Linked DNA regions of Homo sapiens: region 2 is linked to region 1. The links are chromatin loops, found by intact Hi-C in ENCODE. Cell type or tissue: heart right ventricle. All regions are shown on one strand. Links, peaks and the distances in the headings refer to the core of each region. The heading gives the core; the rest is flanking DNA.

Region 1 (6,403 bases), core at 660-5,659:
TCTCACCTCGACCTGCCAAAGGGTTGGGATTAAAGGCATGAGCCATCGTGCTCAGCCAGGAAATATTTTTAACCATAATTGTGTTGCATCAAATTCACAGCCAGAAAGCAGAAATCTGAAAATTCGAAGCTTAGCAATAAGTACGTAAACCACACACACACACACACACACACACTCATACATACACACATTCACACATGCATACACACATTCACACATATACACACACATTCACACATATACACACACGCTTCCTATAGAACTGAGCTCAGGACAAAATCCAACTGTGAGGGCCACTGAAGGCCTGTTTTGCAAAACGGCTGCTCCAGTTTTTTTTCATCTGGATGAGCAGAAGAGAAAGACATGCTTGTGGGCCAGGCGCAGTGGCTCACGCCTGTAATCCCAGCACTTTTGGGGGGGCCTAGGCAGGTAGATCACGAGGGCAGGAGTTTGAGACTAGCCTGATCAACATGGTGAAACACCATCTCTATTAAAAACACAAAAATTAGGCAGGCATAGTGGCGCGTGCCTGTAATCCCAGCTATTGAGGAGGCTGAGGCAGGAGAATCGCTTGAACCTGGGAGGCAGAGGTTGCAGTGGGCTGAGATTGTGCCACTGGAGTCTGGCCTGGGCAACAGAACGAGATTGCACCTCAAAAAAAATTTTTTTAAATACAACTAAAAAATACAAAAATTAGGCTGGGCGCGGTGGCTCACGCCTGTAATCCCAACACTTTGGGAGGCCGAGGCGGGTGGATCACCTGAGGTCAGGAGTTCAAGACCAGCCTGGCCAACATGGTGAAACTCCATCTCAACTAAAAATACAAAAAAATTAGCTGGGCGTGATGGTACGTGCCTATAATCCCAACTACTTGGGAGGCCGAGGCAGGAGAATTGCTTGAACCTGGGAGGCAGAGGTTGTAGTGAACCGAGATCACGCCACTGCACTCCAGCCTGGACAGCAGAGTGAGATGTGCTTGTGGCCACTGGGAAGGGTCAAAGTCTTTCAAGTTCAAGTAGGGACCTGCAGAGAGGTTTCTCACGGCACAGCATGGAGCTGAAACAGGTCGTGAAACCAGATCAGACCCAGGGCCGGGGTGTGCGAAGGAGGCCTTGGGGCTCAGAGCTCTCGCCTGAGAATTTCACACAAGACTCGTCCCATTCTGCAGGTCTGGATTTGAGGATTTGCTCCTGGGCTTCACTGGTTATCTGCACATCGGTGCCAACTGGCAAAGGTCAAGGTAGGCTGGATCCAGGCTGGAACCAGCAGGTGCCCTGAGGACTGCGACAGGAAGCCAATTAGGAACAACTTCTTATTGTCTCCTTGCTGAAAACCACAGAGTTCTTATCTTCTGAAAACTTTGCTCTGGGCTGGAAGGCGTGGCTGGTTGCCCTGCTGGTATCAGGGCCACAGTGGGAACCAGTACTGGCCATTGGACTAAGTGTCCTTTTTTTAATTAAAAAAAAAAAAGTTGGATTATTTTATATACAGTATTAGTCCCTCTCCTCTCTCCTGCTTAATTTGTATTTAATTTTCTCTTTTTTTTTTTTTTTGAGAAGGAGTCTCTCTCTGTCGCCCAGGCTGGAGTGCAGTGGCATGATCTCGGCTCACTGCAAGCTCCGCCTCCCGGGTTCACGCCATTCTCCTGCCTCAGCCTCCCAAGTAGCTGGGACTACAGGTGCCCGCCACCATGCCCGGCTAATTTTTTTATATTTTTTAGTAGAGACGGGGTTTCACCGTGTTAGCCAGGATGGTCTCGATCTCCCGACCTCATGATCTGCCCGCCTCGGCCTCCCAAAGTGCTGGGATTACAGACGTGAGCCACCACGCCCGGCCTATAAAAAGTTGTATTATTATATTTTTAAAATTTTTTATTTTATTTTAGTGTGTTTGGCAGAGTCACCCAGGCTGGAGTGCACTGGCACGATCTCAGCTCACTGCAGCCTCCATCTCCCAGGATCAAGCGATTCTCCTGCCTTAGCCTCCCGAGTAGCTGGGATTACAGGCACCCGCCACCACACCCAGCTAATTTTTGTATTTTTAGTAGAGATGGGGTTTCACCATGTTGGCCAGGCTGGTCGCAAACTCCTGACCTCAGGTGATCCACCCGCCTCGGCCTCCCAAAGTGCTGGGATTACAGGCATGAGCTACCATGCCCAGCCCTCCTGGCTAATTTTTATATCTTTAGTAGAGACAGGGTTTCACCATGTTGTCCAGGCTGGTCTTGAACTCCTGACTCTCAAATACAAAAAATTGGCTGGGCGCGGTGGCTCACACCTGTAATCCCAGCACTTCGGGAGGCCGAGGCGGGTAGATCATGAGGTCAGGAGATCGAGACCATCCTGGCTAACATGGTGAAACCCCGTCTCTACTAAAAATACAAAAAATTAGCCGGGTGTGGTGATGGGCACCTGTAGTCCCAGCTACTCGGGAGGCTGAGGCAGGAGAATGGCATGAACCTGGGAGGCGGAGCTTGCAGTGAGCCGAGATCGTGCCACTGCACTCCAGCCTGGGCAACAGAGTGAGACTCCATCTCAAAAAAAAAAAAAAAAATAGTCCCAGCTACTCAGTAGGCTGAGGTGGGAGGATCACTTGAGCTAGGGATGTCAGGGTTGCAGTGAGCTGACATCTTGCCACTACGCTCCAGCCTGGGCTGCAGAGCAATACCCTGTCTAAAAAAGAAAAAAAAGAAGAAAGTAAGCAGGCAAGCAGGTCAGTGATTGCCAGGGCCTGGGGTGGTGGGTGGTGAAGAAAATTAACTAATGAAGAGGGGCACAGGAAACTTTCTAGAGCAATGGAAGTGTTGCATATATTTTTTTTTGACGGAGTCTTGCTCTGTCGCCCAGGCTGGAGTGCAGTGTTGTGATCTCGGCTTACTGCGACCTCCACCTCCTGGGTTCAAGCCATTCTCCTGCCTCAGCCTCCGGAGTAGCTGGGATTTCAGGCACGGCATGCGCCAGCACGCCCGGCTAATTTTTGTATTTTTAGTAGAGACAGGGTTTCACCATGTTGGCCAGGCTGGGCTCAAACTCCTGACCTCAGATGATCTGCCTGCCTCGGCCTCCCAAAGTGCTGGGATTACAGGCATGAGCCACCGCACCCAGCCCTGTATCTTGATTATGGTGGGGGTGACACGGGTGAGTGAAAATATTTGCTAAGGCTCCTTTAAGTAAACACATAAAAACGAATGCATTTTATTCTGTGTAAATAAAATACTTGAATAAAGTTGTTAAAAAAAAAAAAAAGCAGCAGCAGCTTAGTCCAGCTTCCCTGAGTGGGTGGTGTAATTTCGCCTGGAAGCGGAGGCTGGAATGACAGGCATCTTGGCCAACGTGTTCAGCACAAACCAGTCAACTGGCACAGAGGGCCCATTGTGATCAGACCACAGACTCTTCAGACAGAGCTGCATCTTCCCCTGCGCCCCGGCCAGCGCTGGCTGTGTGCCATTCCCTCTGCACCCTGTGCACCTTGACACAGTAGATCTCTGCACAAGCCCTTCTCTTTGCCTCCTTACCCCCTACCCTCCACCTTCTTCACCAGGAAAGTTCTATGCATTGTTCAAATGCCCCCACTCCCCACCTCCTCTGGGCTCTTTTTTTTTTGAGACAGAATCTCACTCTGTAGCCCAGGCTGGAGTGCAGTGGCACAATCTCGGCTCACTGCAACCTCCGCCTCCCGGGTTCAAGTGATTCTCTTGCCTCAGCCTCCTGAGTAGCTGGGACTATAGGCATGTGCCAACACACCCGGCTAATTGTTGTAGTTTTAGTAGAGACGGGGTTTCACCATGTTGGCCAGGCTGGTCTCAAACTCCTGACGTCAAGGGATCCGCCTACCTTGGTCTCCCAAAGTGTTGGCATTACAGCGATGAGTCACCATGCCCGGCCTTTGGGATCTTATGACAGGTGCCCTAGTCAGACTATATTATGACCTGTTTACAACTCTGTCCCCCAACAAGTCTGTAAACTATTTCTTTTTCTTTTTTTTTTTGAGACAGAGTCTCACTCTGTCTCCGAGGCTGGAGTGCAGTGGCGTGATCTCGGCTCAGTGCAACCTCTGTCTCCCAGGTTCAAGCGATTCTCCTGTCTCAGCCTCCCAAGTAGCTGAGACTACAGGTGCCCACTACCACGCCCAGCTAATTTTTGTGTTTTTAGTAGAGACGTAGTTTCACCATGTTGGCCAGGCTGGTCTCAAACTCCTGATCTTAGGTGATCTGCCCACTTCAGCTTCTCAAAGTGCTGGTATTCCAGGCAGGAGCCACCATGCCCGGCCTCTGGGCTCTTATTACAGATGCCATAGTCAGATTGTATTATAACCTGTTCACAACGCTGTCCTCCCACAAGTCCGTAAACTTCTTGAGGTCACAGATGGTACCATTTTTATCTCTGCATCCCCAAAGCACCTAACACATTCCCTAAAACACAGCAATAAAACATTCCTTGCATCCTTGTCAAGCAATGGTGTCAGCCCTTTACACGCTTTGTTTATTTATTTATTTATTTATTTATTTATTGACGGAATTTATTTAGAGACAGCCTGTTGCCCAGGCTGGAGTGTGATGGTGTGATCATAGCTCACAGCAGCCTCGAGCTCCTGCACTCAAGCAATCCTCTCACTTCAGCCTCCTGAGTAGCTGGGGCCACGGGTGTGTGTCTCCAAACCCAGCTAACTTAAAAATTTATTTTTTGCAGACAGAGGGTCTCCCTATGTGGCCCAGGCTGATCTCAAACTCCTGGGCTCAAGCAGTCCTCCCACCTCAGCCTCCCAAAATGTGGGGATTACAGGCATGAGCTACCGGGACCAGCTAATTTTTAAAATTTTTCTTTTTCTTTTTTTTTTTGAGACGGAGTCTCGCTCTGTCGCCCAGGCTGGAGTGCAGTGGCGGGATCTCGGCTCACTGCAAGCTCCGCCTCCCGGGTTCACGCCATTCTCCTGCCTCAGCCTCCCAAGTAGCTGGGACTACAGGCGCCCGCCACTACACCTGGCTAATTTTTTGTATTTTTAGTAGAGACGGGGTTTCACCGTTTTTTAGCCGGGATGGTCTCAATCTCCTGACCTCGTGATCCGCCCGCCTCGGCCTCCCAAAGTGCTGAGATTACAGGCGTGAGCCACCGCGCCCGGCCAAATTTTTCTTTTTTGTAGAGATGGGGTCTCCCTATGTCGCCTGGGCTGGTGTCAAATTCCTGACCTCGAGTGATCCTCCTGCCTTGGCTTCCTAAAGGGCTGAGATTACAAGTGTGAGCCACTGTGCCTGGGCAACTCAAGTCCCCTTCACCTTCAGTCATTCAGTCAACAAACACCAAATACTTGCTCCACACTAGGCATGCCCCAGGCCAATGAATGAGGCTTGGTCCCCGCCCTTAGTGAGCTTATATAAGAGGAAGACTCACAAACAGTGGGCTTTTTGGATGGAAACATGAATGAATGAATGAATGAATGAGTGAATACAAGCTGCCTTTCCTCTCCACTGCTGTCTGGGTGATCACGCAGTATGTGCGGCAGGTGCCTATCCCGTCCCATTCCACGTCCGCTCTGGAGGGTCCTAATCTAGGACACCTTAGCGTATCTCATAGATGGCCAGCTATGGATCTAAGATTCATTGGGCCAATGGATTTGTACTTTTTTGGTGGGCTAATAGTCACAGCTGTGTCTCTCTATTTTATTTTATTATGTTATTATCTTTTATTTTTTATTCTTTTTTGAGACAGGGTCTCTGTCACCCAGGCTGGAGTGCAGTGGTGTGATCTCAGCCCACTGCAACGTCTGCCTCCTGGGTTCAAGCGATTCTCGTGCATCCACCTCCCGAGTAGCTGGGACATCCGGCTAATTTTTGTATTTTCAGTAGAGACGGGGTTTCGCCATGCTGGCCAGACTGGTCTTGAATTCTAGACATCAAGTGATTCACCTGCCTCGGCCTCCCAGAGTGGCAGGATTACAGGGGTGAGCCACTGTACCTGGCCTGTTTTTGTATTTTATTATCAAAATCTAGTGGATTTTATTAACTAGGCTTATGTTGAGGGCCGGACGCGGTGGCTCATGTCTGTAATCCCAGCACTTTGGGAGGCTGAGGTGGGCAGATCACCTGAGGCCAGGAGTTCAAGATCATCCTGGCCAACATGGTGAAACCTCGTCTCTACTAAAACTACAAAAATTAGCCTAGCATGGTGGCACGTGCCTGTAATCTCAGCTATTCAGGAGGCTGAGGCAGGACAATCACTTGAATCCGGGAGACAGAGGTTGCAGCAAGCCGAGATTATGCCACTGCACTGCAGCTGGGGCGACAGAGCGAAACTCCGTCTCAAAACAAAAAAACAAAAAACAAAAAAACTAGGGTTATGTTGGCATCGCTTGCTTTTTTTTTTTTTTTTGAGACAAGGTCTCGCTCTGTCACCCAGGCTGGATTCCA
Region 2 (6,403 bases), core at 437-5,436, 60 kb before region 1:
CTTGGATAAGTTAACTTGCTTGTCTCTGATTTTAGATAAGTTAACTTACTGTCTTTGATCTTGGATGAGTTAACTGTCTTTGGGTCTCCATTTCTTTGACGTGATACAGAACAAGGACATCCTCCATGATCCTCCCTTCTGCTGCCCAAGACTTGAGAGTCATTTCCTTGTCGCCAATCACACACAGGCACACACCCTCTGGCCCCTGCCTCCCTCTCTCAGCCTTCCCCACCCCCTCTCTACCCTTCCAACTCTGTCTTGAGCTCTTGAAAGCTCAAAATAAAGCCACCCTTTCTCAAGTTTCTAAAGATATCACAATTCCAGCGCCAGCCACATGTTTCTCCACTGAATTATCTCTGCTTGTCTTTGTTAATTAGGGTTCAGTAATGATCTCCCTTCTGCCTTCCCAGGGAGAGCTGGCATCTGCGGGGCGGGGCTTGGAGGCCTTTGTGGGCAGACGAGACGCCCTACTGCCGGGCCCAGAGTTGGCCCGACGCCTCCTTTCTTCTGAAGTGGCAGAGTGGGCCATGAAATGATGGCATGTTGGGGAGACCCTGCCCTTTTCTGGCTGGTGGGGACTTAGCTGGGGTCATTGCAACACCATTCTGCCCCCCAACCTTCCACACGTCGGGGAAGGGAACTCCAAGGTTTTTAGCCTTTATTAGATGGGCTTCCAGGCTGGGTGCGGTTGCTTACACTTGTCATCCCAGCACTGTGGGAAGTTGAGGCAGGCGGATTGCTTGAGCAATCCTGGAGTTCGAGACCAGCCTGGGCAACATGGCAAAATCCCATCTTGACAAAAAATGAGCCAGGCATGAGGGCACATGCCTGTAGTCCCAGCTACTCAGGAGGTTAAGGCAAGAGGCTCACTTGAGCCCAGGAGGTTGAGGCTGTGGTGAGCCGTGATCGTGCCACTGCCCACCAGCCTGGGCAACAGAGCAAGACCTTCTCTCAAAAAAAAAAAAAACGATTAAAATTTAAAATAGACAGGGGCTTTCCGGACCCGAAAGGGAGCAGGGTTGGGGGCGCCTTTAGAGTCTTTTGCAACATCCCAGAAAGCCTCCCAGAAACCCTTTCCCCAGCGAAGACCACCCAAGCTGACAAGAGCAACCAGCACCTTTATTTGGGCTGGAATGAGATCAGCACCGAGGGGTCGCCAGGCACCTTGTGCAGAACAGAAGCTGATGCGTGTGTCTGAGCCATAGAAGTAGAGCAGGGGCAGGGTGGTAACCATGGCTCAGCACATGTGGTTTACTGGGTGTACCCGATCCTTCCAGCCTTGTGGGGAGGGGTGTGGGGACAAAAGAGGAGGGAGGTGGAGGTTGGGGGCCATGCAGGCCTAGCCCTCTAAGAACCTTCGTGTCATGGAGAGGGCTCAGCACCACCCACAGCAGACTTCGTGTGGCCCCAACAGAGGCCTTGGGGGCGCAGGTGCAGTCACTCATTTGTGCACAGGCCCAGGTGTCTCACTGGGGCCAGCACTGTGCCAGATACTGGTCTTTTATTATTATTTCATTATTCTTTTTGTTTGTTTCTGTTTTGTTTTGTCTTTGAGACAGAGTTGCGCTCTTATTGCCCAGGCTGGAGTGCAGCAGTGCAATCTCAGCTCACTGCAACCTCCGCCTCCCGGGTTCAAGCAATTCTCCTGCCTTAGCCTCCTGAGCATCTGGGATTACAGGCATGCACCACCACACCAAGCTAATTTTTTTTTTTTTTTTTTTTTTTGTATTTTTAGTAGAGACTGGATTTCACCATGTTGGCCAGGCTGGTCTCGAACTCCTGACCTCAGGTGATCCACCTGCCTCGACCTCCCAAAGTGCCGGGATTACTGGTGTGAGCCACTGAGCCCGGCCTCATTATTCTTATTTAATATTTTTGTAGGACAGCATCTTGCTTCATTGCCCAGGCTGGTCTAGAACTCCTGGCTTCAAGGGATCTCACCGCCTTGGTTTCCCAAAGTGCTGGGATTACAGGCGTGAGCCACTACACCGGGCCTAGATACTGGAATTTTTTTTTTTTTTTTTTTTTAAGGCAGGGTCTCTCTCTGTCACTCAGGCTGGAGTGCAGTAGCACGATCACGGCTCACTGCATCCTCGACCTCCCTAAGCTCAAGTGATCCTCCTGCCTCAGCCTCCCAAGTAGCTGGGACTGGAGGCGTGCACCACCGTGCCAGGCTAATTTTTGTATTTTTTTGTAGAGACGGGGTTTTGCCATGTTTCCCAGGCTGGTCTGGAACTCCTGGGCTCAAGTAATCCACACACCTCTAACTTCCAAAGTACTGGGATTACAGATGTGAGCCACCGTGCCCGGCCTATGCTGGACTTTTAATCAACACTGATTAAAAAAAAAAAAAAACCCGGCTGAGTGCAGTGGTTCACGTCTGTAATCCCAGCACTTCGGGAGGCTGAGGTGGGCGGATCACCTAAGGTCAGGAGTTTGAGACCAGCCTGGCTAACATGGTGAAACTCCGTTTCTACTAAAAATACAAAAAATTAGCCCAGCATCATGACACACACCTATAATCCCAGCTACTTGGGAGGCTGAGGCAGGAGAATCGCTTGAACCCGGGAGGTGGAAGTTGCAGTGAGCCGAGATTGCGCCATTGCGCTCCAGCTTGGGCAACAAGAGCGAAACTCCGTCTCAAAATACAAAAAAACAAAAAAAACCCAGCCTCACGGAGCCTACATGGTGGGGCGGGGGGATAAACAGAAAATCTGCAAAGCGTAAACCATGGGAGCAATTGTATTTATTTTTAGGAGATTGCAACATTATTTAGGTGATGACCAGAAGGAGGCCTTAGTTTTAAAGGCCTGAAGGGGCAGCAGGGAACAGCATTGCAGGCAGAGAGAACAGCAGCTGCAAAGCCCCTGAGGTCACCTGCCAAGGTATCAGAGGAAGGTCAGGGGAAGTGAGAGATGAGATGGAGATGGACAGGGAAGATGGTACATGGCCAGATAAGGATTTTGACTTTTGCTCAGAGTGAGCTTAGAGTCGGTGCAGTTCTGAGCAGAGGGTAACAGGATCCAGCTTGTTTTAACAGAATCCCTCTGGTTGCTGGCTTGAGGACAGACAAGGGTGGAGAGACATAAGGAGGTTGTAATAATCCAGGCGACGCCTGTGGCGGCAGTGGGGTGGTGAGTCACCCACTCTTAGGTGAGTTGGCTGAAGCCAACAGAATGTGCTGATATAAGCTGTGAGAAAATGAGGAGCTGACTTTGACTTCAGAGGTTCAGGCTGAACTTGGGGAAGGACGGAGGTGCTGTGGGTGGAGACAGGGAAGATGCAGGAGAAGCTGGTGGGGCAGGAGGTGGCGGATCAGGCGTGTTCAATCTGGGGTCTCATCCAGTCGAAGTTGGAAGCAAGTTGGGGCTCAGGGGAGCAGTCCAGGCTTGAGATATGATTTGGGGAATCATGAATTTATAACTGGTATTTCAAGCCTTAAAACAGGCCGGGTCCAGTGGCTCACGCCAGCACTCTGGAAGGCTGAGACAGAAGGGTCACTTGAGCCCAGGAGTTCGAGACAAGCCTGGGCAACATAGCAAGACCCCATCTCTAAAAAAAAAAAAATAGCTGCACGTAGTGCACACCTGTGGTCCCAGCTACTAGGGAGGCTGAGGTGGGAGGATGACTTGAGCTCAGGAGGTCAGGCTGCAGTGAGCCACGATTGTGCCACTGAACTCCAGCGTGGGAAACAGAGTGAGACCCTGTCTCAAAAAAATAAATAAATTACCTAAACGTAGTGGCTTCAAACAACACAAATTTATTGCCTTACAGTTTTGGAGATCAGAAGTCTGAAATGAGTCTTCCAAGGCTAATGTCAAGGTGTCAGGGGCCAGGTGCAGTGGCTCACGACTGTAATCCTAGCACTTCGGGAGGCTGAGGCGGGCGAATCACTTGAGATCAGGAGTTCGAGACCAGCCTGGCCAACGTGGTAAAACCCCATCTCTACTAAAAATACAAAAATTAGCCAGGTGTGGTGGTGCGCACTTGTAATCCCAGCTACTCGGGAGGCTGAGGCAAGAGAATCCCTTGAACCCAGGAGGCGGAGTTTGCAGTGAGCTGAGATCGTGCCATTGCACTCCAGCCTGGGCTACAAGAAAAAAAAAAAAAAAAGATGTCAGCAGGGCTGATCCTTCTGGAGGCTCTAGGGGAAAATCTATTTCCTTGTCTTTTTTTTTTTTTTTTTTTTTTTTTTTTTTTTGAGACAGAGTCTTCAGGCTGGAGTGCAGTGGCGCGATCTCAGCTCACTGCAACCTCCGCCTTCCAGGTTCAAGCAATTCTCCTGCCTCAGCTTCCTGAGTAGCTGGGATTACAGGCATATGCCAACATGCCCGGCTAATTTTTGTATTTGTAGTAGAGACAGGGTTTCACCATGTTGCCCAGGCTGGTCTCAAACTCCTGACCTCAAGTGATCTGCCCACTTTGGCCTTCCAAAGTGCTGGGATTACAGGTGTGAGCCACTGAGCACGGCCCCCTGTTTTAAGGATTAAATGAATGAATCCATGCAAAGATCAAAGAGCAGTGCCTGGCACAGAAGAGCTCAGATTCTCTGAGTTACCAAGTGCCCGTGATGGGTTGGGCATTTTTTTTATTTGTTTGTTTGTTTTGAGATGGAGTCTTGCTCTGTCGCCCAGGCTGGAGTGCAGTGGCGCAATCTCGGCTCACTGCAAGCTCTGCCTCCTGAGTTCAAGCAATTCTCCTGCCTCAGCCTCCTGAGTAGCTGTGACTACAAGCGTGCACCACCTATCCCAGCTAATTTTTTGTATTTTTAGTAGAGACGGGATTTCGCCATGTTGGCCAGACTAGTCTTGAACTCCTGGCCTCAAGCGATCCACCCGCCTCAGCCTCCCAAAGTGGTGGGATTACAGGCGTGAGCCACCGCGCCCAGCTGGGTTCAGTAATTCTTAGCATATTGCCAATTTTCCCTGCTTTCTCTCTCACACACACGCGCACACACATAATTTCTCTTTCTTTTTCTCTATTTGAAGTAAGGTGCAAACATCTTGACTCTTCGTGCCTAAATGTTTCAATGCACATCTCCTAAGAAAACACTGTTATCTTACATACTCACAATAGCATCATCGTACTTATACAACTTAATAATTCCCTGTCATCTAATACATGGTCTTTATTCAAATTTCCAAAACTGTCTTCTATGCCTGTTCTCCTCCATGATATAATCATTTTTCACTGGTTGATTTCTTTTTTAATTTTTTTTTTTTTTAAAGACAGTCTCCCTCTTGCCCAGGCAGGAGTGCAGTGGCACAGTCATAGCTTACTGCAGCCTGGACCTTCTAGGCTCAAACCATCCTTACCACCTCAGCCCCTCGAGTGGCTAGGACTACAAGCACACGTGCTACCATGCCCAGCTCATATTTTATTTTTTACTTTTGTAGAGATAGGCTGGAGTGCAGTGACACTATCACATAGCTCACTGTAACCTCCAACTCCTGGGCTCAAACAATCCTCCCGCATCAGCCTCCCAAGTAGCTGGGACTATAGCTGGGTGCCACTGTACCAGCTACTTTTAAATTTTTTGTAGACAGAGTCTCTCTATGTTACCCAAGGCTGGTCTCCAACTCCTGCCCTCAAGTGATCCTCCTGTCTCGGCCTCCCAAAGTGCTGAGATTATAGGTGTGAGCCACCACGCCAGGCTCACGGGTTAATTTTTTAAAAATTATTTTATTGCATGTAATGTTTGCCTAAACAAAAATTATTTCATTTTGCTTATAATTTTACTTTCTTTTTTTTGAGACGGAGTCTCGCACTGTCGCCCAGGCTGGAGTGAAGTAGTGTGATCTTGGCTCACTGCAACCTCCACCTCCCAGGTTCAAGTGATTCTCCTGCCTCACTCAGCCTTCCGAGTAGCTGGGACTATAGGTGCCCGCCACCACGCCCAGCTAATTTTTTGTAGAGACGGGGTTTCACTGTGTTAGCCAGGATGGTCTCCATCTCCTGACCTCACGATCCACCCGCCTCAGCCTCCCAAAATGCTGGGATTACAGGCATGAGCCACCGCGCCCAGCCTATAATTTTACTTTTATGACAAAGGCGTGTTATTGAATAGAGTCTGGGACTTGCTGTTTTCCACTTAGCTTTGGTTGACATAATGCTGAAGTGTGTAGCTGTAGCTTCTTAGTTCTCATGGCTCTATAATCTTCCATTGAGTGGAATTTTACCATGATGCAATTCCTCTCTCTCCCCTCCTTGGGGATTGGGCTGCTTCCATTGTTTTGCTGTTACTAAGAATGCAATTAACACTTATAGCCGGGCACGATGGCTCATGTCTGTAAACCCAGCACTGTGGCAGGCCACGACGGGAGGATCCCTTGAGCTCAGGAGTTTGAGACCAGCCTGGGCAACATGGCAAGACCCCATCTCTACTAAAAATACAAAAAAATTA

The links. Peaks named below come from ENCODE experiments on the same cell type or tissue, not always from the same donor. Only the 100,000 strongest peaks of a DNase experiment are listed, where the experiment ranks them.
Region 2: a loop joins it to region 1, with 4 times the contacts of the local background. A loop is called at or near these places in 7 of 110 quality-filtered maps.

What each region holds. Positions count from the first base shown.
Region 1 is chr7:74,632,499-74,638,901 of GRCh38, forward strand. No RefSeq gene overlaps it. Among named protein-coding and RNA genes, the nearest start is that of GTF2I, 22 kb to the right of the region's middle. In heart right ventricle, for the core only: no CTCF peak of the experiment used is centred there; a DNase peak (open chromatin) is centred at 3,355.
Region 2 is chr7:74,572,449-74,578,851 of GRCh38, forward strand. The region is part of intron 22 of GTF2IRD1 (GTF2I repeat domain containing 1); the gene reads left to right. Among named protein-coding and RNA genes, the nearest start is that of MIR10525, 20 kb to the right of the region's middle. In heart right ventricle, for the core only: no CTCF peak of the experiment used is centred there; no DNase peak of the experiment used is centred there; H3K27ac peaks cover 452 bases.